Linked DNA regions of Homo sapiens: all the other regions are linked to region 1. The links are chromatin contacts, found by Hi-C or POLR2A ChIA-PET in ENCODE. All regions are on one chromosome and are shown on one strand. The core of a region is the stretch at or near the end of the contact, and the rest is flanking DNA. Distances in the headings are between cores, read along the strand shown. Region 1 overlaps GRK7 (G protein-coupled receptor kinase 7). Region 2 holds the start of PXYLP1 (2-phosphoxylose phosphatase 1). Region 3 holds the start of XRN1 (5'-3' exoribonuclease 1). Region 4 holds the start of TRPC1 (transient receptor potential cation channel subfamily C member 1).

Region 1 (6,929 bases), core at 2,687-5,186:
CCCGCTGCAGAAGGCAGTTCCCAGGGAGGGGTGCAGCTGTGAGCCATCAGCAAGCAGTGGCCCCAGCCAGGCATGGCTGCATAAATTTGGGGGCTCACTGTGAAATAAAAATATAGGGCCTCTTCTTCAAATATCGGGAAAAAGCCTCCTTTCATGCTCTATTTTTCAACCAGCCATAGGGTTTGGATTTGCTATTTAATGTCATACTTCCCCAGGCTCTGGGATACTCAAAGAGTGAGTAGAGACCCTCACAGACACCCAGGGCTCCAACCCACGACTGGACCTGAGGAAGCATGTGCCTGACCCCAGCCCTCCCTGCACCTGAGTCCAGGCCCCTACCAGGCAGAAAGTGGCAATAGTCACTGGGTGAGGGTGGGGGTAGAAGTGGGAGGTGGGGAAGCAGACAGCCATGAACCCATCCCGGGGAGGCAAGCAGGTGGCAGGAGGGGGACTGTGTGAGCTGAGGCTCCAAGTACGGCTCTATTGGCTTATTGGACTTCACTTAAAAGACACAAATTCAAAGATAAATGATTACAAACAGCATTAAACCCCAGTAAAGGTATGCCTCTGAGCACAGGGCCCTGTCCATGGGCACTGGAAACTGGCCTGGCACCAGCAGCTGGAGGGTGGGGGCCAAGAACCTGAAGAGGGGATTGGAGCCAAGTAGCCCCCACAGGTGGGGAAGAGCATTTCAGGCCATGGGAATAGTCTGGGCAAGTATCTCTTGCTTTAGGGGAAATGAAAAGGAAGCCAGGAAATGAAAAGCACATCGTAAGAGGAAATGTGGTTCAAATGAAGATGGAGAGGTGGCAGGGGCCAGACGGAACCTGGCATTATGGGCCATGTTAAGGACTTTGGGTGATCGTCTCTGATCACTGGAAAAGCTGTGGCAGGGTTTCATGAAGGGGACAACATGTTTCAAATTTTGTTTTGAAAAGATTACCCCAGGTGAAGTGAAACAGATTGGAGGAGATTCAGGTAGTTTGTGGTCTTTGTAATCCAGGTAAGAGGTGATGGGGCTCAGACCACAGAGGGAGTAGTGGAGACAGAACGCAGTGGATGAATTGGGGCGATATAATATTTCAGAGTGAATAGGCCTCAGTGATGGTTTGGATACGGGGTTAAGGGAGATGGGGTGTCAAGAATGATTTGTTAGATAAGGCTGTGTCACAAGCACAGACTTAGACCCTGAGTACTAAACAGGGAACCAGGCAAACAAAGACCCTGAATACTAAACAGGGAACCAGGCAAACAAATGCCTGCCTTCATGAAGTTCCAGGAGAGGAAAGGGATGGACAAGGACATGGGCAGTGATAATACGGTGTGATCAGGGTTGTCTGAGCTGGGTACATAGGAAGGGCACCCAGCCCAACATGAGGACCTGGAGTCACAGGGTCAGGAAGGGCTTCCAAGGGGAAGGGACAACCAAGCTAAGACTTAAAAGACATGAAGCCAGACAGGTAAAGAGGAAGGAGCATGCGCTAGGTAAAGGGATCAGCAGAGCTCAATAGTCCTCAATGGCGGGTGATTGTGCCAAACTTCCTGGGGATACTTGGCAATGTCTGGAGACAGTTTTGGTTGTCATGACTGGGGAACTGCTACCAGCATCTAGTGGGTAGAGGCAGGGATACTGCCAAACATCTTACAATGAATAGCACAGCCCCCAACACAAAGCATATTCAGCCCACAACATCCACAGTGCCACACTTGAAAACCCTGGCATAAAGGCCTCGCAGCACAAGGCCTGAGGCTCAGTCGCAGAACAGAGTGGCTTTGCAGCTGGCTGCAGTGTGGAGTCATGAGGTGGGAGGGGTGACTAACGATACAACTAGAGAGTTTAGCAGACACCAGGCCCTAGGGGCTGGAGGAGTTGCACAAGGGGAGTTTGAACCTATTGGCAAGGGTGCTGGGGAACCGATGAAAGGTTTTTAGCAGGGAAGTGACAAAATCAATCTTGGGGCCAGGTGTGGTGGCTAATGCCTGTAATCTCAGCATTTTGGGAGGCCAAGGCACAAGGATTACTTGAGCCTAGCAGATGGAGACCAGCCTGGGCAACAAAGCGAGACTCTGCTCTATGTTAAAAAAAAAAAATAGCCTTGGAATTACATCAAAGAGAAGGAGTTAGAATGAGCACAGAAAGGCTGGGAGGGAAGCAGAGGACTCAGGGAACTGTGGGCTTGCACATTGTCTAATGGAGTCACGGGAATAAGGAGAGGCTGGGCCAGGGGGTCTGCAGGATGCGGCAGGAGGGGGCTGTCATGTGACATGATACAGTTCAGGGACCTAATGGTTGCCGTGTCATCTAATCTAATATAGACACATGTTAGAAGCTCAGAGCATTCATTTAGATCATGCGCAGCTGATGAAATATAGTCCTGCAGGTCAAGGAGAAAGGAGCTTGAGCATTTGAATCCTGGTTCTGCCACTTACTCTGGCTGCTGTGTACAGATGTGCAGGCTGACTCCCTGCATGGGAGAGTGGGGGCTGACGTCACATGGGAGGCTGGTTTGCTCCACGCACCAAGACATTTGGAGTGCCTTCTAATTGGCACAAATGTACTCATGGGTTGGCCACAGCCCTGCACATGATCTTACACAAGTCAGACTGCTTCTCTGAGCCTGCTTAATACTGCCTGCCTTTAGCGTTGATGAGAAGATTAAGAAACAAAGTAGATAAATGCCTAGCCGAGGGTCAGCCACTTGGTAGGCACTCAAGAAATGATTGTACAAGAAGCTCCAGACCTTCAGTCACAATCCCCGCTGTTGCAATTGTTTCTGCCTCACCTGACAGGCACTGTAGTTGCTCAGGTGACCTCTGCAGCTGTGCTTTGTTCTCTGCGAGGCACAGGGAGCCAGCGGGACCCCAAGGCTGCAGCAGTGGGCAGTGGGTGAGCAGCTTGCATCTGGGTTGAGCCAAGCAGACACTCACAGTTGTCTTGCTTCCTCACAGCTGTGTGGGGTTTCATTTGTGGTTTTCTTCTGAGCATCTTAGAGGCACCGTGGAAAGTATGCCTCAGCCTGCTGCCAGAGAGATTCATAGCACATGAAACCACTGAAGAACACGCTCAAGTGAAAGAACGGGAACTATTGATCTCTGACCATGTGCCAGGCCCTGCCTTTCAGTCTGATGGAGTCTTGTGTAGCTGTCCTGCCTGAGACAACCAGAACCCAGGCATGGTAACAACAGCCGCTAATACATACTGTGGTAGCAGGCCTGCTGTGCGCCAGGTTTTGGGTCGACACCCAATCTGTTTTATCGTTTTAATCTTCGTCACAGTCCCATAAGGCAAGAACTGTTGAGGCTCAGAGGGGTTGAGTAAGCGGCTGTGGGTGACCGGCTTATAACTGGTAGAGCTGGGATCTGAACTACAGCAAACCAACGCCAGTGTGGGAGCCATTTCACCCCAGACTCTATGCCTGCAAAAAGTGTTATTGTGACGACCCCTCTTTTGGGCTCCCTGTGTGGGCTCTGTGAAATGGGTGTCCTTCCAGGGGTGTCAGGGAGAGCAGGAAGCCGCCTCTGATGGGATGCGCCCTCCCCGCCCAGGAAGTGGCGGCAGAAAGCGAGCCCTGAGAAGCCAGGGGCAGGAGCGGCCTCCGCGCGACACTGCGGCGCTCCTGATTCTGCGGCCTGGGGCCGAGCATGCGGGGCGGGCGGAGCCTCGAGCTAAGTCCCCTGGGGTCCCAGGGCCGCATTCCTCCGAGGTCTGCAAAGGCCACTGCTTAAAGGCGCAGAGGAGCAGCTGGGAACGAGAACAAAGCGGCCAGGCCCCCCTCGGAGGAAGGAAGGAGAGAGCCCCAGGAAACAGCTGATAGCGCTAAGCTCAGCTTGTTTTTTTCCTCTGCTCAACAGTTCTCCTGCCACGGCAAACAAAACATGTACATTCTGATTCCCTCTTCTGTTTGGATTGTGCTGTCGACTGGATCTGGTTTGTGATGAGCTGGGGGAAGAGGCATCCGCGGGCGATTTCTGGCTCGGCGTGCCAGTGTGCTTTTGCTGGGCCGCGCCGGGATCGCGGAGCTTCCTCTCCGGCTCCTTTCTCCCCGTCTGCGTCGCTAATCCAGCCTGGCCCGGCCACCCCAAGGGAAGACACGGCCGTTTCTTTTGATAGTGGAATTGGAGGTTGCCAAGTTTTCAGATTTAATGGGAGGTGGAGGGTTGCTCGTGTCCTTGACCTTGAAGGACCTGCGCACACTCATACTTTTTCATGGACTTGTAAAACTGTTAAGAGGTGAACTGTGCCCTCTCAGCTCCACCAGAAGCCCCTCCATGTTCTCTGCACTGCGAAGGTCACAGTCTGGTTCCTGGTTGTCCAGAGCCACACTGGGACTCTGTCCAGGGCCAGCCTGGGCCCTGCCAGTTCGGTTCAGAGTGACAGCTACAGGGTCAATGGAAGAGGCCAGCACCCAACAGCAAGAACAATGTAGGGGGTATCTGGACGGGCTTGGGATCTTAATCACACCTTAAGGTGTCTACCTTCCCCAATGTCTGGACACCTGTTGGTGACAGGTGGCCCTGATGGGACTAAGCTTGAGATTACTGTACTAGAAGGACTTCCCGCTGCCCCTGAGGGGATGGGGGAGGGGCACTGGCACTGCCAGGCGTGCTAAACCCCGTGAGGTCTGTTGTTCGATGTCGCCCAATGCTGGGTATACTTGGTTTTTGCCTGACCAGGTGTTGACTGTGTGGGTCTGGAAAGGGCACCATAAAACCCAAAGTAAAATAAGGTAAAACCCAGAAAAGGATAAAACACATACACACACACACACCCACACACCCCTCCACTAAGAGGTGCTGATACTCGGGCAATCCCTACAGCCCTGGGCATGGCGGTTCTGGTCACATGCACTGAAGGAGACGGTTCTGATGCTGCTGAGACAGAGGCGCAGGGCCCTGTGTAACTGCAGGAGTTAAACCCAGCTGTAAGAGGTCAGCGTGGTTGGACCTGCTCCACGCTGCTTGGCGCGTTCTCTCCTCCCACCCTACTCTGAGGAGGCAGTTCACATGCAGAAGACAAATGGCATAAAGGGCAGGCAATTAATTTTTTCAGCTGGAGGCTGCAATGGAATGTGGGTGCTTAAAGTCTGGCGTGCGCCTCTAATTCCATTCTCCTCAGTGAAATACCTCCGCTCTTCAAGGAGGTGGTGCCCTTCAAAGCTCCATGGCTGACATTTTCTGTCTTTAGGACCAAGAGGTGAATTTAGTCCTGAAAATTATTTGGAATGAATCTAAGGCCTTCCTGCACGCTGTCTCATGCTCTTTCCACTACACCAGGGGGTCTACAGTGCTGTAAAGATGGCAGGCCAATTCTTTACTTATTTCCTTGGGGAGGTGGTTGCAGAGCATGGCCCAGGGTCTGGTCCCATCTCCCAGAACCCTCTGCTGTGTGGAGCAGCCGAGCCAGCCTGAAACAGGCAAAAAATGGAGAATTCACTGGGATAAGGGGAAGGGAAACATCTTTAGCAAGAATGCTAAAGATCAAGGACTTAGTACTGGGCAAATGGGGAGAGGGAAGAAGGGGACTCTACAAGGGAGAAAAGAAATCCTGAAGGGAACTTGGAGGGGTAAGAAAAAGTCACTTCACCTACTTCTATAGAGGCGGAATAATGTAGTAGTGAAAAGCGCAGGCCAGGGCAGGCATGGTGGGTCACGCCTGTAATCCCAGCCCTTTGGGAGGCTGTGGCGGATGGATCACAGGAGGTCGGGAGTTCGAGACCAGCCTAGCTAACATGGTGAAACCCTGTCTCTACTAAAAATACAAAATTAGCCGGGCGTGGTGGTGAGCGCCTGTAATCCCAGCTACTCAGGAGGCTGAGGCAGGAGAATCACTTGAACCTGGGAGGTGGAGGTTGCAGTGAGCCAAGATCATGCCACTGCACTCCAGTCTGGGTGATAGAGTGAGGCTCGGTCTAAAAAAAAAAAACAAGGTGCAGCCTGTGTGTGATTCTTAGGTTGGTGATCTTAGGCAAGATTTAACCTCTCTATGGTTCAGTTTCCTAATCTGCAAAATGGACGCTATCTCATAGGGTTACTATGGAGATCAAATGAGGAATTCACATAAAGCACTACAGAAAATATTTAGCATGGAATAAGCACTCAATAATGTTTTCCATTATTATTTCCAATTTTTCTCTCAGCATGTGTTTCACAATCCTTTGTTCATGGCAAGGTATGTTGTCCACTTTCACCCTACACCTTCTACCGAGCAACTTAGGTTTATCCAGTATCCTCATTAGTAACTTTAATCCTTAATGTCACTCACCTTTGAAATGTGCTCATTGGACGGGTGCCACACAGAGCAAGCTCGCAATAAATGTTGCTGAATAGAACTTACTGACTGCCACTGACTTAACTTCGTTTGGATGTTGTTTATAGTCTCTTTATGCCTCTGCCACCCCAGCAGAGTCATAAAGAACCAGACAGAAGCAGGACCCAAGAACATGAGGCCCAAAGGAGAGCTGTGGGAAGTGAAATACTATATTCAGGGAGACCCTCAGCTCCTTCCCATCTCAGTTCCCCAAATGAGAGCAAGCAGGCTGATACTTCTCAGGTGGGGTATGGAGATATCCCACCTGATCCCTCTTGTCAGTTGATAAGCTGGACTCCACATAGCTTATAGTCAGCTTTTTGGTGCTTCACTCTTAAATATGAATGACTAGACAAAGATCAATTGTCATTTGTAAAAAAAAAAAAAAAAAAAAAAAAACTCTTCAAAATGAAAGACAGAACCAAAACAATCAGAGGAAAAGAACTTGTAGAAAACAAGAACGATGCAGGGAATAGAAGAGACTATTTTTTAAAACTTGTAATTATTATCTTTTGAGATTAAAGAGAAGATAAGGCCTCCATGAAACAAGAACAAATGCTGTAAATCAAGGAACATTCAGAGAACAACAAGGACATTTGGAAATAAAAAATATGTAAATACA
Region 2 (7,261 bases), core at 3,899-6,398, 570 kb before region 1:
TAGAGGAATATTCACAGAGGGAATGATGAACAGGACTTGGAAAAAGACCAGATGTGGAGGATGAGGGAGAGAGAGGTGTTTCCCATGTTTCTAATTTTCAGATTAGGACAGTTGGCACAGGCGCTATTCCCTACAACAGAAAACACCAGTTAAGTTTTGGACATTATGGAGTTTTTGGTGCTTTGAGAAGTTCAACGGAATCACTGAGTAAGCAATTGGATATTCTGGTCTGTCCTCAACAGGGAGGTGTGGGCTGAAGGCAAAGGATCTCAGAACCCAAGGCAACTCAGCCAGTGTTCATGAATATAAGTCGCCTGGATCCACTGAGGGAAGTGGTGAGCCCAAGTAGTTTCGGGATGCAATTTGTGAACAATCCAAACTTGTAAGATAAATTTGTTCTGCTCCTCTTTGGAGAATACTGAGATGTTTTATTTTCTTTTTATTTAGTGGCTTAAAAAACATATATATGGGGCAAAGAACCCAGTGCAGTTTAGTGAAAAGGGCCCTGAAACGTTCAGGAGGCCTGGATTTTAGTCCTGGGTCTCCCACTACCTAATTTTGTGACTGATTTTGGGTAAGTTGATTCTTCTCTGTCTCTTGTTTATTCTGGGCATAGAATTCTACACTGGCAATGACTTACAGCACTTTACGGCTGTTTTCTAGCTTCCAATCTCTCTCCTTTGGGTCCTAACTGGAAGTCTAGGGTATCGCCTGGGCCCCATCTCTCATGGACCCTGAACTACAATTGCTGTTTCTCAAGTGGCCATGAGACTGCAGAAAGCTCCGTCAGCTGCTCAACCTCCTCTCATCTCCTTTCTGATTAACATTCCATTATAAAACAAGAAGTATGGTCTTTTAGCCCATCTATCCATTCATCCAATTTTCATACAGTACCTACTATGTGCCTGGTATTGTTTTAGATGGAATAGAAAGCCAGAGTCCTTGTTGTCCTTTTATGACTTCTAAATGTTATTTGTGTTCATCTAGTACTTGTTTGTTTCTTTTTTTTCTTTAGAAGCCTCTTTCAGTTGGGCTTAGAGGTTAGAAGACAAAAATGAGTATTTAGATCTATGATTCAGCAAATTACTGCAGTTCTTTGATTTTTTGGCTTAAAGTCAAGTTCAGAGCCATCTCTTATTTTTATTTAATGTGGTTATTTTGTGTTCTGTTCTTCCAGATTTGGCTTTCTAATTAAATTTCACCCAGATAGATGGGAAAATGAGTTTGCCTCCCTAGCTGCTCTCAGGAGGGGGAAGGGACTTGCATAATAGGCCTGCTAGGGGTGGGGAGAAGGGATTACAGCTGGTGGTAAGTAAAATGAATCATGCATACATAAATAATAGAGAACAGACCACCCTGGAGCTGGCCTGGATTGCATTTTTAAAAACTATACATGTGTTAGAGACAGTGCAGCATTTCTGCAAGAAGCTAAGGATGATCTTTAGCTTTTTGCAAGATATTTATCTCCCTGAGGCCCTGCAGTTGCCAGGTGTGGGGTAGAAGTGTGAATGAGGCCATATTCTCTCTTTACATCACAGTTTGATATTCTCTACTATATTAATCAACATAAATCTATTATGTATAATTTTAGTTTTAATCTTTATTTTTGTGTGCTTTGTATTTTTCCAAGTTTCAACAATGAATAGGTACTTCTTTTGTCATCGGAGAAACAAAACCCATGGTAAATGGAATTTTGAAATGAAATTTATTCTCTGGATACTGTGATGGGCACAGAAGAAAGGTTTAGTGTGGATGTATAAAATCTGTCATAAGTCAAGACTGCAGGCAGCACAGGCCTTTGGAACTTAGAACATGGTGCAAATAACCACTCCACCTCCATCCCCTAGAGGACTCCCTGGTATTGTCATCTGTCATCTCAGTCTCTGTCCTAGACTATTTGTCTTTCCCCATGGTAAAGTCCCTTTAAGTGTAGAGGCAGTAGCTCATTGTTTCTTTAAGTCTACAGTACGGGACAAAGGAGGCTGTGCAAATATTTGTACAATTTTTGCTCAAAGGCTTGAAAGTGAATTGAAGCTGGACACCTGCTCCCAGTTGCTTATAGTCTAGGAAGGGATCACTTGTGTAACATGGGAGCAAATGCTGCCTAGCGGAATATTCGTGACTTGGGTGAGTCTGGGACTATTTTTATAAGATGGGTGGGCTCTGCTTTTAATGAATGTTGAGGGTTTCCTTGGAGGTCAAGATGTGAATTTGGAAAGGACAAAGGAGCAGGCTGGGAATAAGAGGGGAGACAAAAGTTATTGAGCATACTGCATGCACTTTTCATTTCTACAGTTTACAGTTACCAAAGAGGATGGCTTGCTCATTTATCATATGAATAACGGTGATGATAGTTGCTATTTTACAGGAACTAATGTGTGAGGTCCTATGCTAGAGGCTTATACTAGTCAAGACTCTCTTGGTTGCAAGTGACAGAGAAAGCCAATTCTAATTTGCTTGGGGGAAAATGGGGTATTTACTGGAACACGTACTTGAAAAATCCAGTGGTATGTGGGATTCAGGCACAGCAGAAACCTGCCTATGACATCCATTCTGTTGTGAAGGTAAACAAAAAAGAAAGAAAGAAAGAAACCTGCCTATCTCACCACTCTGCTTTCCTCTGTCAGCTGCAGTCTCTGGCACAGTCTCCCCAGGTGCTGGCCAGATGGTCCCCAGCTGTGTCAGGCTGCCATCCTGCCTCTTCAGCAACCACGGAGGAAAGAGATTTAGTGGGAGTAATGGTCTTGAGATGCTTCCTCATATCTATTTTCCCTGTAGGAAGCTTTTCTTTTTTCTTCCCTATAGCCCCTTTCTCCATTAAGGCTCGGTGGGTACCACTCAGAACCCAGAGTCCACAGGGGGAGGAGATGCCTCCTCTAGAATGGAAGGTAGCATAGACATCCTCAGGGAATCGGGAAGGTGAGGTAAAGAAACAGGATGTGAGTCTAGGGAGTGTATGATGCCTGATTCCATGAGGGCCTGAGGCTATCCCTATACCAAGTGTGGACCTAGGGAAGGGGGTGGTACAAAGACACAGATCTCAGATAGGTTAAGGAGGAAGCTGAAAGCAGAAAGGGCCTGTGTCCTATCTCCAGGCTGAGACTCTGCCCCCACAGTATGCCCTGCGCTGTCAAGCAAAGCGCTGGTGTGGCAAATTTTGCAGAGAAATGGCTAGAGATGGTGCCCTGAGTTACCTTTAGTCCCCTTGTGACAGAGAAGGGATCCAAGAGTGCCTACATGCTCCCTGCTGAGGGTGATAGTGTGTCCACGAGTGAACCCACCTGCCATGGAGTCACAGAGGCTGAGAGCACAGCATGGACATGTGGCCCAATCCTGCAAACAAAGCCAGGTCCAAGGCTAGTTGCAATGGCTGGCAGAGAAGCTGATTTTCTGCTAGAACTAGAGCTGTGAGGCTGTGAGCCTGGATCTGCCAGGGTCTCATGTGCGCATGAAAGCGTAGTTCATGTGGAAGACAGCAAAACTGAGACGGGGAGTCCCTGAGACCCTGGGACTAAAGCCAGGCCTGAAGCAGACAGGCTCTTCATGTACACAGCGGATCAACCCTTTGTGATTTAAGTTAGTGTGAATTGGGTTGTCTTTTACAGCAGAAAGCACCTTGACTAACCCATGTAGAGAAGAGGGTGACAGTGTGAGCTAAGCAGTAGAGCCTGCAATCCGTGAGAGGACAATCAGAAGGGGCAGAGGAGACATTGTTGGGCGGGCTGCGGTGGGCTTCTGTGGGGGCCAGGTGGGAGAGTTGGGGGTGATGCCAAAGGGGACAGTGAAAAGATTTTGTGCTCATGGATTGGGAGAGGCTGTCAGTATTCAGGGCAGAAAAAAGGCCCGGGATAGCGCTGCATCGGGGGAATACCAGAGGCGGACAGGCAGCAAAGTCCGGTACTGACGAGCCATTAAGGCACCTGATGAAGAAGGCATGACAGGTGGCTGAGAGAATGGCGAGACCACGGGGATAAATGGAGTTGGGAGCTTGGAAGAGGTAAAATTTAGTGCCAGACGTGGTAACTTGAGGAGGAAAGTTCTAAGAAAAAAACCGGAGGGTAGGGGGAAATATGGCTAACATATCTGAGCCAAGTGTGTGGATTTGAGAGCCATCAATCAAGGAGAGAAAGCAGAAGTCAAGGGATGAGATCCTCCCAAAGGTGCACCTCAAAGGTATATAGTAGCAAATTCGAATCCGTATCTATTTTGCCTGAGGCTAGTTGTGCTAGGACACACAGGGTTGCTGTAGACCTCGAGCTGACAGCAAAGACCTCTCTGATAATCGCTGTTGGTCGTTTCATCTCCCACAGAGAAATCTGGTGGAAATCTCCACCAGCTGGAACCTAACATTTGCAATAAATGACCCACAAATACTGATCAAACCAAATACAACCGTTCGCCTATCAGATGTCTAACGGGGCGTTACAGGCAGCCCTCAAGTGCTCTGAGGATCTTCAGCAGCGGCTCCAAGGAAGCCGCGGGCCGGGAGCAGGTGGGAAGGGCGACTGCGCGGGGCCACGACCTCCCCGGGTCTCTGCAGACCGTTGGAGACGGAGCAGCAGCGAGGACTAGAGCAACACAAGGCCGGATGTGTTCTGAGCCGGAAGAGGAGTGTGGGATAGGCCGAAAGGGGTGGGGGGTGGGGGGTGACAGTTTGGGTCTACGTGGCAGCAGGCGCACCCCAGACGCGCGCGCCCACCCGGCGATAGCATCAGCGGCGCCAGGGCAGGCACATGGCCCCAAAGCACCCACACTAGGGCCCGGGCCGGCCAGGGCTGTGTTCCTGGGCCTTGGCGCGCCTCCGCGCAGTCCCTGATCGCAGGTCAGGAGTTGTGAGGCACGCGAGAGCCCTGCGCGTCTGTGGTCGTGGTCCCTGCGCGCTCGGCTTGTCCGTGCCCGTGGCTTTGCACGCCGAGGGCTCTGCAGACTGACCAGTCTCTCCGGGCTGTGCTGGGCCTCCCAGAGGCAGTGTCCTCTCAGCAACCCCGCGCGGTCGCCCCCGCCCAGCCGCACCGCAACACCGCCTCCGGGGCGGAGCTCCAGGGCTCCTGGTGCAGGGCCGGCCGAACTGAGACGGGGCGCGGCGGGGTCGGCAGGGGGCGCTGCCGGGCCCCGCGAGCTCCCCGGTGGCGGGTGCGCGCCGCCCTCGCCTCCCCTCGCGCCGGGAGGAGCTGGCGGCGAGCGCCGAGCCGGGCGCGCAGCGACGGAGCTGGGGCCGGCCTGGGACCATGGGCGGTGAGTGCGGCGCGGGCCTGGGCCGGGGCGGTTGCCGTTGGGGCCGAGCAGCGCAGAGGTTCTAGGCGGGTGGGCGTCCAGGGTCCGAGGTTGGGAGACTGAGGGGGTCCCCCTAACTCGCCAGTGGGAGAGGGGCGGGAAGGCTGGGGGCGCTTCGAAGCGTCGGGTCCGAATCCCGCGACTAAGCCTCCTCCTTTATCCCCGCGCTCGCCCCTGAGCCTAGGACTTGCGCCCTCTTTCCTGCCACTCCCCCCGTGCGCCCGGTGTCCCAGCCCCGGCGCCCGCCCCATAGCCCCCTTCTCCCAGAGCTGGCGCCGTCTCACGCCCGCTGCGAACCCCCGGCTCTGTCTCCAAGCCCTCGCCCCCCGCAGCCCCGCACTCTCCCGCGGAGCCCGCCTCCACCTCGCCCCCGCCCTTCCAGCCCTCTCCCGCACGGCCCCCGCACTCCCGCCGCTGGATTCCAGCCGAGATTCAAGCTCCCGGGATCCCCCTTCCCGGGCGGTCCTGAGCCGGCTAGTCTCCAGGTAAGGAGGCGGCCGCAACTTCGCGGCCTTTCCCGGAGACGGGGCTGGCTCCTCTTGGCAGCCACCTGCAGCCTGACGCCTCCGGGAGTCCCGGGCCTGGCCACGGGGCCGCCCGAGCGCAGGTTAACATTCCTGGATGCGCAGGTTAGGACCGTGTGGTGTAGACCCACGACGTTGCTTTTGCTGGTGAACTTGCCTATGTCCTGATCTTTTAAATAAGCTGGGTTTGTCACACACACACACACAGAGAGAGAGAGAATGGATTTGCTTAGGGTAGGTTGCCTGCTTTGCAGCCGCAGCTGCCTTTTAAATTGTACCTGTGGATGGTAAAGGATTCACGGTGCAGGACGTGGAGCCATATTTTCCCGCTTCGGCTGTGAGTTCAGCGATTGCGAGGGGGCTCTGTAGTGAGTGAGGTTATCACCGCCTGGCTAGCCAGTGTCTTTGTGGAAAGGCAAGGATCCTTTGTAAGCATTCAACAAGTAAAATCAGGAGAGATGGGGAATCAGATCGAGCTGTGAATGGGGAAGTGTAGGGGGGTGGATGGGGGATCGGAGAGTGCTCCACAAATGGAGCCGTTTGTTGATATTTGCAGAAGGCCCGTGGGTGTGAAGCTGGCAGTGCGGAGCCCACCCTTTCAAACGGGATGCGACTGCGGTCGGGCTTGGCAGTAACTTACCCTCCTCAGAGGTGTTGGTGCCCAATCGGGACATCTGTGGGAAGGGGATTTATAGCAGATGGATCAAAAGGCCTCGGGCGCGGTGGCTCACGCCTGTAATCCCAGCACTTTGGGAGGCCGAGGCGGGCGGATCACCAGAGGTCGGGAGTTCGAGACTAGCCTGACCAACATAAAAACCCCGTCTCTACTAAAAATACAAAATTAGCCAGGCGTGGTGGTGCATACCTGTAATCCCAGCTACTCAGGAGGCTGAGACAGGAGAATCGCTTGCACCTGGGAGGCAGAGGTTGCAGTGAGCTGAGATTGCGCCATTGCACTCCAGCTTGGGCAATAAGAGCAAAACCCTGTCAAAAAAAAAAAAAAAAAAAAAACCCTCGTGGTCCCTGGAGAGAGGTGAAGATGCACGGGACAGCCTGAAAGCCAGTGTATGAATCTGCCCCATCCCTTCTCCTGGCTTTCATTAAGTCTTGGATTAAATTAATTGCTTATCTCAGAGAAAGGATGTGTAGGGGGAACTTCTCTGTTAGGGATTGGCTCCTGGCCAGCCCATCCTCACTGATGCCTTGGGAGGCTGCGTTTGGGCACCAGGAACAGCGTGGGCCACCTGGCCTTTGGAGCACAGCACTCCGAGTGTTTGTGGAACTGCAGTATCTGTAACTCTTTTTTCTATTGATCAGCTTGAATAGTTAGCTCAATATTACTTCACTATTGATTAGATAAGTAGCCCAAGGACATACTGGGGCTCAGTAGGGTCTCTCTGTCCAGAAATTCCCGTGGGCTTCTCCTTGGCCCTCCCTACACCGCTCTGTGATGAGTCGCTGTC
Region 3 (6,476 bases), core at 1,391-3,890, 650 kb after region 1:
CTCTGTCCCTTTTTCTCGTATAATAACTTTGTATGTAATTTGATCTCAATACCTTTCTGTAGCTCATTTTTATGTGAATTTAATTTTCTTGAACTTTTAGAATGAGTAGAGGTTCAGGGAATATAAGTTCACAAAGCTGTTTCTGGGTAGTGTTAAAAAATACAGTGGTTTGCTTTGTGGTTTGTTTTCTAAGATTTCTTGATTCTATGACTTTGCCTCACTTTTATATGGTCTATCTCCTTCTCTTCTTGTCTCTATTGTCCCTTTCATAAAATTTTATTCCACTTCCAGCATAACATTTCCGTAAGACTTTATTCCACTCCCTTTTCCTTAGGGCTCTGGTCTAGAATGGCACCTTGGCAAGTCAGTTTTGAGTGTTCACAGGAGGTAGACTACTCCTGCCTGTTTGGTCTTTCTTATGGTAGACCTTCACCCAGTCAATAATGGAGTGAATAAAACTCCTCTGTTTCAGCTACCGCTATCTAATTGGCCAGCACAGTCTTTTAGTGGATACCGCTGGCTATTCTGGAATTCTGTTCTAAGGTTCATCAGATGTTGCCCCATTGCTTCCTTCTCGCTTTTGCACAGATGGCAATATCAACGGTGTCTAGAGACTATTGATAGTTTGCCTCACCTAGTTATGTTTTGAGTTTCATGGGGATAGCATGTCACATGGTTTGTTGTAATTGTTTTATGGATTTTAAACTTTGGTTTCTAGTTTCTCTTTCTGTTTTTACAAGATGATTCAGAGAAACTGAAAACCTATGCTACTGAGGCCACACCACTGACTTCCCGTAACTTACTTCTTCTCCCTATCCTTCCCGCCCAGGACTAGCTTTTGAATGCCTGTGACTTATTTAGGCATTACCATCTTTAAGTTCTACTTAACAGAGAAGCTGATAACCTTTGGTCTCTTTTTAATCAAACATTTTTGAAAGGTATCACAACAATGAACCAAATTTTAAAATTTATTTACAGTGAAATTTAAAAATAATTCTCCTCCCAGTTTCTATATAAAGCTTTCACAAAACCTATCCTTAGTGTCCATGTCATAAAACTGCATTAAAGAGATTTTCATTCTTCAGTAACAAAATTCCTCAGGATGGAGAGAATCTAAGATATTTTCACCAAACCAAATTCTGTGCCACAGACTACAGAATAAAAATATTACTGAACAAATTATGTATTAAATCATCACGAATAACAATCGCATTATTTTTGCACTTTAGAGATAAAGTGACTGATATATAGCAGGTACTGACTGAAGGATGCAAGAAAAGCCAAAGTTGGTTGTCTCCATTTCTGCAATGTACTGGTTTCCTTTTTAGCCCTCCCCGGGGGAAAAAAATACCTCTCTAAACCTAACTCAATCTATGTTTCAAATAAATTCAAGATAAGCTAACCTTGGAAACTTTTTGTAGTCTATTTCTCATCTACCAAATCTGATTGGAATCCAGCAACAAAAACTCCTTTCCAGAAGTAAACTACCTTCATGTTCGTAAATGCCGATTAAACCATAATTTAATAGGCTATTTACAATACTACCCATCACAACTGATTCAATCAGCTACACAAATTTCAAGCTTTTTTTCTGTAAAGCATCAGAAAAGAGATCAAATTCATTAAATGTGACAAACACCAAAGTATCACCCAAAGTCTAGTTTACCTAATAGACGACTGCTTTCTCCTCTCTTTCCACAGTTCCAATATATAAACTACGTTTTCGGAATCTACACATTAACGTTGTCCTGGGGTCAGTACATGCCAAATATTATTAGTAGTATTAATGTTCTATCAATTCGTTTCCCAACCCCCTCTGTCACACAGTGAGGCCTCCAAATAAAAGGTCCTACGCCCCACTCCCCAGCTGGCCCAAGAGTTTTTTGTTTTGGCAACAGGGGATTGGTGCTGCTTTTGAAATAACAGAAAGTAACAAAAGGCATCACCAATATGACCATCAGCCACGTCGGAAAGTCTAGGCTCCGGGGGCCGGGTGGGCCGCGCTCTAGATCAGGGAAAGTAAACAAGGTGACTGCGTGCGGAAGCGGCTGTTATCGTCTGTAAGTGGGTCTGCCGCTCTGGGTGGGATGGGGGAACCTACGAGGACACCCACTCCAGCTTCGCAGCCTCTGTAAGGAAAAAGGCAACTTGCAGCTCCCCGGGAGGAAACCGGAGAACAGTAAAAGCGTTCTTTCCCAGGACTTCATTTCGGAGTCGCGGAAGGACCAGCAGAAGCAAGAGCTGTCAGAGAAGCCGTGAACCCAGCGGCTCTGTCCACACACAGGCAACCTGCGTCCTTAGCCCCTTTCGGCTCATCCGGGCGTCCTCAAACCTTCCGTCCCCCTCCCTAATGCCACTAATCGTCCAGACGACGAGGGGAAAGAGGTGGCTCGAAAGCCCCAGCTCTAAGGTGGAGAGGGCCGCGGAGCCCCGGGTCCTCGGCTTTCTGAGCCGTTGCCCCTCGCTCACCCACCTGATGCTCTTTCACCACTTCGCTGAGACAGGGATACCGCTCTGAGATCCATCTGTAAAACTTGGGGACTCCCATTTCGATCGTCAACACTAATCCCAGTCAGGGCCAAACCGAAACCAAACGCCCCGCCGGGGCTCCGCCGCAGCCTCCGGTCGTCGCTCCGCGGATGACAACACACCGCCCGGCCGACCATAGAGAGCGCCCGGCGGGCCTAGAGCGGCAGGATCCGAGGCCGTCCGAGGGGCGGGGCTTAGCCCTCCGGGCCTCGCGCGGCCGGGGCCGCGGTACTGTCCAGTGGCGGTCAGGGAATCTGCGGAGGTTTGCTGGTGTGTTGCAACTTAGGGGCGAAAATGCCCCATGATAGAGTTGTGCTTTCTAAGTGGATTTGGAAGTGGCATGAAAACCGTACGAAGGTGTGGGAAGGGTATCGAACACTGATTTTTGTTCCGCTTGTCTCCTAGGGTTGCTAATCTCAGTATTTTTCATTCAGATTTCGAAAGATCTGGTGATTTACTTGGCTTAGTTTGTTGTTTTGTCAATAATTTTTTTTCTCTGAGGAATTTAAACTTACGTTTCTTAATACATACGTTTAAAAACGTTCTTTTCCAAATTGTTCAAAAAAATTTCCCATGTACCCGCCCCCCGCAACTGTTAACATAAGACCTTGGATACGAAATCATTTAATGTTTAGTTTTGACATTCTTGCATCCGGGTTTATCATATTTTTCCCCATCACACTTTCAACCGCACAGCAAAGGAGAGTTCTATCAACTTAAGTGAAATTATCAGTTTTAAATGTAAGAGTTTTCCACTTATTTGAATGTATTAACCCGTTACTTTGTATTTAAGTCTTCTGGATGAAAACTTACAGAAAAACCTTAAACATTTAATACTTTTTGGATTTTAAGATCTCAGGAAATGTTAAGTATCGCTGTCTTTCATGACCACTGGATTCTGCATTCTGGGACTGCAGTATGGCAGCATCACACAAATTACAGAATGTTTATTTCGTTTTCACATTCACGCTTCTTGGCTTATATTTTTTCCCTATCACACTTTAAAACAAAGTTTTATTAAGTGAACTTAATGATATGCTATTTATATTTATATATCTCTCTTACTAGACTGTCACTTCCTGGAGGGCAGGAGAGGGTAGCTCTATGCACAAGTCTGGCACAACGCCTTGCCCACAGTATTTATTCCATATAATTTTGTTCTTCAAGTGAATCCTTACAATAGCTAGGACTTTTAAAAGGAAATCAATAGAAGTTGTAAAATGAAATTAGACTTGCTTGTTTCTTGCAAATATAGTTTTTGACCATAAGAACACATGATATTCTATTTCTCCAATTATAATGCACAGTATGTATTAAGAAAGCAGTTTATTTCTTAATAACTGAATGTATATTATTTTACATATAATTAATGATCAGAGAGAAATAACAGTTGCTGAGAACGTAAATTTATGTTGTACTTTAGAATTGAACAGATACAACCACAGATTCATACCAAATGCATTACTTTTAGATTATTAACATATTCTTTTACATAATTTCATTTCACATATATGGAGTCCAACCAAGATACATCTGGCATAGTAAGTTTTCATCAGTAGCTTCCTGTATAAGGTAATGCACATGTCCTTCAATAGATAACGGCAGTCCTGTCACTCTATTTCGAGTCTTGATTACACCTTGTAGTCGCTGCTCAATGTCAAGAACATGGGTCTTGGCCTAAAAAGAAGAAACATAAAACCAAAAACAGATGTTAATAATTTGGAATTACTACCTTTCTTTATATTTTGACATTTAATAAATGTTAATACCATTTTACTGACCAATACCCCTTTTGTAAGAGCAAATACAGGAAAAGAAGAAATTAAACAAATACAGTTAGCTTGTGATACTGATTTGGAGGCTCGCAAGATTGATTCAACATCAACTGCTTGGACATGTTTCTGGACTACGTGAAATACCAGGGAATTATTTACACATTACAATTCTAGAAAAATAATTTTTTAAATCTGCTTTGGAAGTGTTTAGGACTTAAACATTTCAATGAATATTCAAATAACAATGCTGTACTGCCTAATATTTACATTATGTTAGTACATGCAAATGGGTGTTCTAAGTGAGCTACTTGGAACTGTACAATTTCTTAAGCATATCTGAATGCAAAAGGAAGAATAACGTTATTAGAAGAATAATTCTCAGAGGTGGTGCTGGGTGGGCTGGTGGGCTGCGCTGCAGCCCACGAGCACAAAGAGGAGGGCCACGGGGTGGAGACTGTTGCTGTGCCATCTGCCATCGACTTTTCCGCCAAGAGCCTGGACTCCAAATATGACTTATGTTCCAGCAGAACTCCAGGTATTAAAATAACCCCTACAACAGCCAACTTTCCCTTTTGCAGTTGCAAACCAGCTGCCGCTTATTTCTTTGGTGAAGCACTTGAGCCATGTGCGTGAACCAAACCCAGTTCATTCAAGACAGTGTTTAAGTTACTTTGCCAGACCTTTATCAAAATGGGGCTGCTGTCTTCTTTCACTTGTGACAAGTTTAGCTCATTGAGACTACATCACCACAGAGCTATTACTCACTTAATGAGGTCCACTAAAGAGAGAGTTCATCAGGATCCTTGTGAGGCTATTTCTCATATCCAGAAAATCAGATCAAGGGAAGTACCCTTTGAAGCACAAACTTCACGTTACTTAAATGAATTTGAAGAACTTGCCATCTTAGGAAAAGGTGGATATGGAAGAGTATACAAGGTCAGGAATAAATTAGATGGTCAGTATTATGCAATTTAAAAAATCCTGATTAAGGGTGCAACAAAAACACATTACATGAAAGAACTACGGGGAATGAAGGTGCTGGCAGGTCTTCAGCACCCTAATATCATTCGTTATCACACTGCGTGGACAGAACATGTTCAAGTGGTCCAACCACAAGCAGACAGAGCTTCCGTTCAGTTGCCATTTCTGGAAGTGTTCTCCGACCAAGCAGACAGATACCAATACGGTGTTAAAAATGGTGAAAATAGCAGCTCACCCATTATCTTCGCGGAGCTCACCTCAGAAAAGAAAAACCCTTTGCAGAATCTGACACTCAAAATCAGAACAACAAGCTGTGAACTACACCATCAATTCCGTCTTAAGAGACACCAGTGAATATGAATCATCCCTGGAGCTCCAGGAAAATGGCCTGGCTGGTTTGTCTACCTGGTCAATTGTGAAACAGCCCCTGCTGCTCAGGTGTAATTCCCTCCTAGAGGAGAATTTCACATCCACTGAGGAATCTTCCAAAGAAAACTTCAACTTGTTGGGGATCGAGGTGCAGTACCACCTGATGCTGCACATCCAGATGCAGGTGTGCAAGCTCCAGCTGTGGGACTGGCTAGCTGAGAGAAACAAACAGGGCCAAGAGTGTGTGGGCAAGTTTGCCTGTCCTTATGGCCAGTGTTGCAACAAAAAATTTTCAAGATTTAGTGGAAGGTGTGTTTTACATACATAACATGGGTATTGTAAACAGAGATCTGAAGCCTAGAAATATTTTTCTTCATGGCCCTGATCAGCAAGTAAAAATAGGAGACTTTGGTCTGGCTTGCCCAGACATCTTACAAAAGAACACAGACTGGACCCATAGAAACAGAAAGAGAACACCAACACCTATATCCAGAGTGGGCACTTGTCTGTATGCTTCATCCCAGCAGTTGGAAGGATCTGAGTATGATGCCAAGGGTCTCACTCTGTTGCCCAGGCTGGAGTGCAGTGGTGTCATCATAGCTCACAGCAGCCTCCAACTCCTGGGGTCAAGTGATCCTCCCACCTCAGCCTCCCAAGTAGCTGGGACTACAGGAGTGTGCCACTGAGCCCAGCTAATTAAAAAAAAACAAAAACTATTTGTAGAGACCAGGGCTGGCTTTGTCCAGTTAGATATGTATATAGCTTGAGTGTGATCCTGCTAGAGCTCTTTCAGCTGTTTAGAACAGAAATGGAGCGAGCAGA
Region 4 (6,757 bases), core at 88-2,587, 930 kb after region 1:
CAAAAAAACATGAATAGACAATTCTCAAAAGAAGATACACAAATGGCCAACAAACATATGAAAAAATGCTCAAGATCACTAATGATCAGGGAATTCCAAGTCAAAACTGCTATGCCGTATGTACCACCCTACTTCCGCAAGAATGGCCATAATCAAAAAAATCAAAAAATAATAGCTGTTGGTGTGGATGCGGTGAAAAGGGAACACTTCTACATTACTGGTGGGACTGTAAACTAGTACACCACTATGGAAAACAGTGTGGAGATTCCTTAGAGAACTAAAAGTAGAACTACCATTTGATCCAGTAATCCCACTACTGGGTATCTACCCAGAGGAAAAGAAGTCATTACACGAAAAAGATACTTGCCCATGCATATTTATAGCAGCACAATTCGCAATTGCAAAAATGTGGAGCCAACCCAAATGCCCATGAATCAATGAGTGGATAAAGAAACTGTGATATATATATATATATATATATATGTGGTATATATATATGTGATATATATATAATGATGGAATACTACTCAGCCATAAAAAGGAATGAATAAATGGCATTCGCAGAAACCTGGATGGGACTGGAGACTATTATTCTTATTCTAAATGAAGTAACTCAGGAATGGAAAACCAAACATCGTATGTTCTCACTCACAAGTGAGAGCTAAGCTTTGAGGATGCAAAGGCATAGGAATGACACAATGGACTTTCGGGACTCGGGGAAAGGTTGGGAAGGGGGAGAGGGATAAAAGACTACAAAATTAGGTTCAGTGTATACTGCTCGATGATGGGTACATCAAAATCTCACAAATCATCACTAAAGAACTTACTCATGTAACCAAACACCACCTGTTCCTCAAAAACCTATGGAAATAATATGGAAATAAAAATTTATATATTTGTATAAATTATTTAAACATAATATAATTATATATCTATATATCCTTTATAAATGAGAGTTCATTTCCAGCCTAAAATGAGTACAACATACAAACCCACGAGTCTGGCTCTCCATTGTGCTTTAAAGCATAGTGCACCAGAATATGAAATAGCTGGACAATTCCACAAAGGATTTCGACTAAACATTAAGTCGTCAGAGACTCAATTAACATACTGCTCCATATTTGCTTAATTACCTTAAACCAGTACCCTGGGTGTGGAAAGGGACGATTGAGCGAAGTCTTCCTCAGACTGCGGTTCACCTCACCAGAGCGAAGGAAGCTGCAGCGGGCTCCAGGAGCCCAGTGCGTCCCCACCGCAGGCCCCACCCACCCACGCCCCGCTTGCCGCAGGCCCCGCCCACCCAAGCCCGCCCTTGCCGCAGGCTCCTCCCTAGTGTCGTCGCTACAGAGGAGCAGAGGATGACGTGAGGACAGAGTCGCGAACATCTCCTCGGAGCGCAGCTGGGCCAGCGGTTCCCACAGCCCTGGAGCCCAACGTGCGCAGAAGCGCCTCTTGGAGCTCCTCTCCCACAGATCTCTCGTCCTCTTCCTGGGCTAGGCCGCCCCAGGCGCGGCCCCTGCGACTCCTGGCACGGCCCCGTGCTCGGCTGCCGCCCTGGCGCGCGCCACACTGTCGTCCCCGGACGGGCGCGGACCGGCTCGGCCGGGGCGCCGGCGGCTGGGGAGGGGTCGCTGGCCCCGGGGCCGCGCATGCGCCGCCACCAACTTGGGGCTGTCAGTGGAGGGCGAGTGCTGGTTCTCAGGGGAGGCGACGCCCTTCGGGGCCAACGGGCCTCGAGCCGAGGCAGCAGTGGGAACGACTCATCCTTTTTCCAGCCCTGGGGCGTGGCTGGGGTCGGGGTCGGGGTCGGGGCCGGTGGGGGCCCCGCCCCCGTCTCCTGGCCTGCCCCCTTCATGGGCCGCGATGATGGCGGCCCTGTACCCGAGCACGGACCTCTCGGGCGCCTCCTCCTCCTCCCTGCCTTCCTCTCCATCCTCTTCCTCGCCGAACGAGGTGATGGCGCTGAAGGATGTGCGGGAGGTGAAGGAGGAGAATACGCTGAATGAGAAGCTTTTCTTGCTGGCGTGCGACAAGGGTGAGAGTTAGGCCCCTTTCTCCTCTGGACGCCCCTGTCCTCCAGACCTTTAGTCCTCTCCCCCGCCTCAACTTATATCGGGGCATTCCCTCTGTCTCAGGCGCCGAGTGTCTTCCCGCCTCGCCTGCTGCCTCAGGCGGTCTTCTCCTCACCGCCTCTGCCCTGTGAGTGTGGAGCTGGCGGGAGAGTGGAGCTGGGGCTGCGCCCTCGGAGCGCTGCACCGTCGGGGGTGGCTCTGGCCTTGGGGTCCGGGGTTTAGGTAGCGCCTTGGGAGCCCCGACCCCAGCGTTTTAGCGCCGCCCTTGCTACTGACCGCATGAATGACCTGGTCTTCTCTCTGGCTCGCAGTTCATTCCTTCCGGGAGTCGAGAGGCTAGTTTCCGACACTCCAGTCGGAAAATTCCGTCACCTTACCTTAGGATGCCTCGTATGGAGGGTTCTCATCACCTGGTTTTTGTTTTTCTTAAAAACAAAACCAGACCCTCTATTATTTAGCTTCACCTGACCAGTGCTTTAGCCAGTGACTGTTGACTGGCATTAATAACGGAATATCCTAGGTGGAGATACATGAAGTAAGGACGGGACGGAAGAAATTCTGCCTTAGTTGCCAAAACTTTCTCTGGATTTACGGAACGCCTTTGATTGTTAGTGCTTTTTATTGGAGAGAAAGATTTATTGCTCCCAGATCTTTCTTTGGGAGATAAAGATAGTGAAAAATAATTACAGGAATTACAAGGCAAAAATATGTGGAATATATTTAGCGCGTTATCCTTTTTTTAGTCTAGAAGTTAATCATTTTTATGGCCATATTAAGGCCATGTCACGCAATCATCCTTTGTAGTGATGTATATAACAAAAGGGATAGGAAATTGATTGCCCTAAGACTGCTTTTGTTTCCTACATGGAAACACTAAAATTTTTCTTTTTCCAAATTTATATGGCTGTACACTTAGGAAAACTCTGTTAGAAACATGCAAACTTCTGGAACAAACCCAAAGGGCAGTTTACACTATGAAAAGACTAACTACACAGGATTTTTGTTTGTTTGTTTGTATGTGTGAATGTGTAATTAATAAATGACAGCCTTCCTAACCTCTCCTCCTGCTTTTGAAATAGGATTTTATTTACATGATTTTTTGAAAACAATTGACATATAAACAAAGTCCACCTATGTCTGTGGTTGAGCCATTTTTATGTTCTTATGTAATAGTATTAAATAATATTATGAAAGCAATATTAATAATATTGTTAAAGTACACCATGGACACAACTTTGAGCAGTCTTTGAGATGTAAAGAAACAGAATATACATCTACAACGTCACAAAAATAGGGTCTGTGGATTATGTAAAATTATTTAGTATTGCTGGAGTGGGTTGCCTGAGTTCTCTTCCCTCAAAAGTTCTGAGAGAGGAAGGGGAGAAGATTGTGTTGTACTAAAATGAGTAAGTGCTGGCTCCATGTATTCCAGCTCACTGTGCAATGGTTATTTTAAAGCAAACAGAAAGTATGTCAAGAAAGGAAATTTGATATTCCTGTCAAACTGAGGACAGAAAAATATCAGTGGAATATGGTTGAGCAAGTATTTGTGCATTGTGTATATTTAGGATTATTGCATGACATATCTCAAACAAAAGAGAGTTTTAATTTATGATAGTTGTATAGCCTATTTAGTAGTACCAGGTGAAATACCTTGATATTCTTTGTCAGTTTTTTATTTTATAACATAATTGAGATGAGAGACTTGGCTTTGGGGGGGTAGGGTGGAAATTAAATATGCATATTTTCCCCATATATAAATTAGAAATTTTTAAAACAAGTGAGCTAAAATGGGAATTTTCTGTTTCAGGTATGTCTAAACAACTTCTTGAGTTAGATTTGGAAAAATAGCATAATTCTTACGCATACTTATGGGGTACATTTACATTTAAAAAGTAACTTTGAGTTATAGGAATATTCTTTTGATTACGTGTTTGTATTCGCTAATATTGTTAGACTTTTTAAAATGTTACCTAAACCAGTCTAAAAGTGAACAATTTCCTGAAGTAGCTATGACTTCCACCATTACACTGGAGCCTTCCTCAGACCAAATGTTAAACATTCACTAAAGCAGCTATTGGGGTCGAGTGTTCATGCTTTTCATAGAGGATTTCATTTAAACCCCACAACCCCATGAGCCAGATCTGTTGTTGTCCTCAATTTGTAGATGAGGAAAATGAGGCTTAGCAAAATTTTAAAATTACTTTGCCCAAGGTTACATTGGTTAGATAATAGTAGAACTGGCATTTATCTTGAGCCTGCACTCCTAACCACTACGTTATATAGATCTGGTTGTAGGTGAATGAGTGAACATCATTTGTGTCAGAAAAGACACATCCATATTTGGACTTACTAGTTGAAATTACATTTTCTTTGTATGGATGCTTTATAAACCTTGATTTCTGTGTATTACATTTGTTCAATGAAGGGTAAAAAGCAAGCATGGTACTTCAGTAGCACCAGAGTAAATCAACTCTAGAGTATCTATGGTGTTCTAGAGTGTCTCATTCTTTTCATGTAGCATTCTTGTTGTACATATGCAAAATGTTCATAACATATTCTTCTTAGGAAAAATTGAGGAATTCCTAAAGCAAAAATTGTGGAGATGAGATGGATATGTGTATGTTAGTGGATGGGTGGCCCTTTGAAAGATGTGTACAGATTAAAGAGTACAATAAATGTAGGAAAGAGAAAAGAAAAAGATTTATAGTTTGTGATAGCTGGCTTTTATGTAAGTAAGTTCGGTAGATTTAGGCAACTGCTGATCTAGGTAGTGGCCACTTAGTAATGGCTGTTAGTGATCTTCATAGTGGGTGAGGATCATCTCAGAGGTAACATTGAATCCTTTCTTTGTAAAGGAAAACCTTAATTGAAAGTTACTGTGCCAGCAATATATAAAGTGAAGTCTAGGACCCCCAGATAAAATTCTCAGAAAGTATACTCATGTTCTTTCTAGAGATAGAAAGCTATATAAATTCAGAGGTAAAACTTAATTGAAACAAGAGCTGACTATAAATATGTTGTTTTATGAAAAATTAAGTAGTGATTCTTACAGCCATGGCTTTGTCCTCTCTCATTGAGAATTAGTGTCATAATGAGCCTCTTTTATTTGTAGGCACCTATGGTGTCCCTCAGGTCTGTTAACAGGAGAAAGGGTAAATAAGTTTATTTAGAAAACACCTAAACTAAGTGTAGTTCATGTTAATTTTCCTCTAAAAAAAAAAAACTTGTTGAGTAGATGGTAGCTTTTAGTATATATTTGTAAATATAAACCTGCATAAACTGTTTGATTTGCTGATGATCATTAATCAGTTCATGTGGAGGAAAGAAAGTATGAAATGATTCAGTCCCTGCCAACTCTCCATGGAGAGTATTTTCAGGAAATCTGATGTGCGGTAAATGAGTTAGAAGCCCCTTCTTGAAATTTCAGCATGGGGTTAGGGGGAGGGATGGAGAGAGCAGGTTTTCACCTTTATCAGTGGGCTCAGCCTAGTCTCAGTGTCCTGTGTCACCTTTGTGGTAAGATTTGCTGTGTTGTAAGGAAAAATGTTTTGATGACTGTATTTCTTTTTTTTTTTTTTTGAGATGGAGTTTCTCTTGTTGCACAGGCTGGAGTGCAGTGCAACCTCCGCCTCCCGGGTTCCAGCGATTCTCCGGCCTCAGCCTCAGCCTCCTGAGTGGCTGGGATTACAGGTGCCCACCACCACGCCCGGCTAATTTTTTTGTATTTTTAGTAGAGACAGGGTTTCACCATGTTGGCCAGGCTGGTCTCAAACTCCCGACCTCGAGTGATCCACCCGCCTCGGCTTCCCAAAGTGCTGGGATTATAGGCGTGGGCCACCGTGCCTGGCCTGATGACTGACTTTCTCCATAAGCTTTGTGTACCTTTGGGCTAAGGATGCTTTAAAAATGTGCAACAACTCCAGAGAGAAGCCAGAGTCAGAAGAAAAAAGTGCAGCATTTCTGAGAGAAGTAATATTAAGCTGCTGTTTTTTAAACACCTTATTTATATATAATGGGCCTTTAAAATTTTTTTACTTATTTGAGAAGAGATTTTGAAGTCTGGTATTAGAGAGGATGGTGGTGGGAAGAAACAAAAAATGCAGAGTACTGAGTATTGGTGTGAAGTGTTATGTTGACAATGGGGCACCTAATGTAAGGAGGTATGTGCTGTGAGGAAAAAACTTTGCAGAAATGAGAGGTAAAGAGGGTATTGTAGGCAGCATTCTATAAACACTTCACAAATCATCATAGACATAGCATTTATGTACTTTATATAGGAAAGCTTTTCAAATAACCAAAGTTTTACAATGTAATAGTTGAAAAACATTGCCATGGCGAACGGTTCAGGGATACTTTAACAACAGCAACGAAAGACTCAAATTGCGAAAATCTTAGTGGATAATTTATCTCTAACAGACTAGTAATTCAGCAGCTAGCTGCCTGGTAGTTCTATGATACTGGTAATTCTTTATAGTGATCACGCAACTTTGCTGCTCTTTTTCTGTAAGTCACAATCAAACTATACTTATCAAGCTGTTAATTGTGTTAAGGCACTGTGAAAGTGCTTTATCAAGAAAGTACTGAGTACATCCCTATCCTTTAGGAGAATATTCTTTAATGGAGATGCTCTCTTGTGCTCTAGCGAGGAGAAGTAAGGAAACAAAAGTATGTTTGTATTAAAT

Evidence for each region. A loop is a pair of places that touch in the nucleus more often than their neighbours do. ChIA-PET counts read pairs that join two places held with the same protein, here RNA polymerase II (POLR2A). Pooled maps may share reads with other maps.
Region 2: a pooled map shows a loop between it and region 1 (7-fold over the local background). The contact joins the promoter of PXYLP1 here to the enhancer-like site in region 1. A Hi-C loop is called at or near these places in 1 of 168 maps with a recorded cell type or tissue (posterior vena cava) and 8 of 50 pooled maps. POLR2A ChIA-PET finds 5 or more read pairs at or near these places in 1 of 52 experiments (CD4-positive, alpha-beta T cell).
Region 3: a map of naive thymus-derived CD4-positive, alpha-beta T cell shows a loop between it and region 1 (11-fold over the local background). The contact joins the promoter of XRN1 here to the enhancer-like site in region 1. A Hi-C loop is called at or near these places in 2 of 168 maps with a recorded cell type or tissue (CD4-positive, alpha-beta memory T cell and naive thymus-derived CD4-positive, alpha-beta T cell) and 10 of 50 pooled maps.
Region 4: a map of B cell shows a loop between it and region 1 (18-fold over the local background). The contact joins the promoter of TRPC1 here to the enhancer-like site in region 1. A Hi-C loop is called at or near these places in 1 of 168 maps with a recorded cell type or tissue (B cell) and 6 of 50 pooled maps. POLR2A ChIA-PET finds 5 or more read pairs at or near these places in 1 of 52 experiments (Panc1).

What each region holds. Positions count from the first base shown.
Region 1 is chr3:141,793,700-141,800,628 of GRCh38, forward strand. All of the region lies in intron 4 of GRK7 (G protein-coupled receptor kinase 7), which reads left to right. Among named protein-coding and RNA genes, the nearest start is that of GRK7, 34 kb to the left of the region's middle. RefSeq lists enhancers at 3,131-3,190, 3,861-3,980. Within about 2 kb of position 3,937, at least 32 of the 41 ENCODE cell types and tissues checked have a DNase peak (open chromatin) inside an H3K27ac peak, as active enhancers do; they include B cell and CD4-positive, alpha-beta T cell, where a contact is called at or near this core.
Region 2 is chr3:141,226,677-141,233,937 of GRCh38, forward strand. It overlaps PXYLP1 (2-phosphoxylose phosphatase 1), which reads left to right and starts at 5,149. Exons shown (of 6, transcript NM_001037172.3): 1 at 5,149-5,235. RefSeq lists a silencer at 4,888-5,267.
Region 3 is chr3:142,445,397-142,451,872 of GRCh38, forward strand. It overlaps XRN1 (5'-3' exoribonuclease 1), which reads right to left and starts at 2,641. Exons shown (of 41, transcript NM_001282857.2): 1 at 2,474-2,641. The coding sequence starts at 2,548. It overlaps ATR (ATR checkpoint kinase), which reads right to left. Exons shown (of 47, transcript NM_001184.4): 47 at 3,839-4,206. The coding sequence ends at 4,033. It also overlaps the pseudogene EIF2AK1P1. RefSeq lists enhancers at 467-826, 2,359-2,638.
Region 4 is chr3:142,722,697-142,729,453 of GRCh38, forward strand. It overlaps TRPC1 (transient receptor potential cation channel subfamily C member 1), which reads left to right and starts at 1,338. Exons shown (of 13, transcript NM_001251845.2): 1 at 1,338-2,035. The coding sequence starts at 1,864. RefSeq lists a silencer at 1,582-1,631 and an enhancer at 1,890-2,756.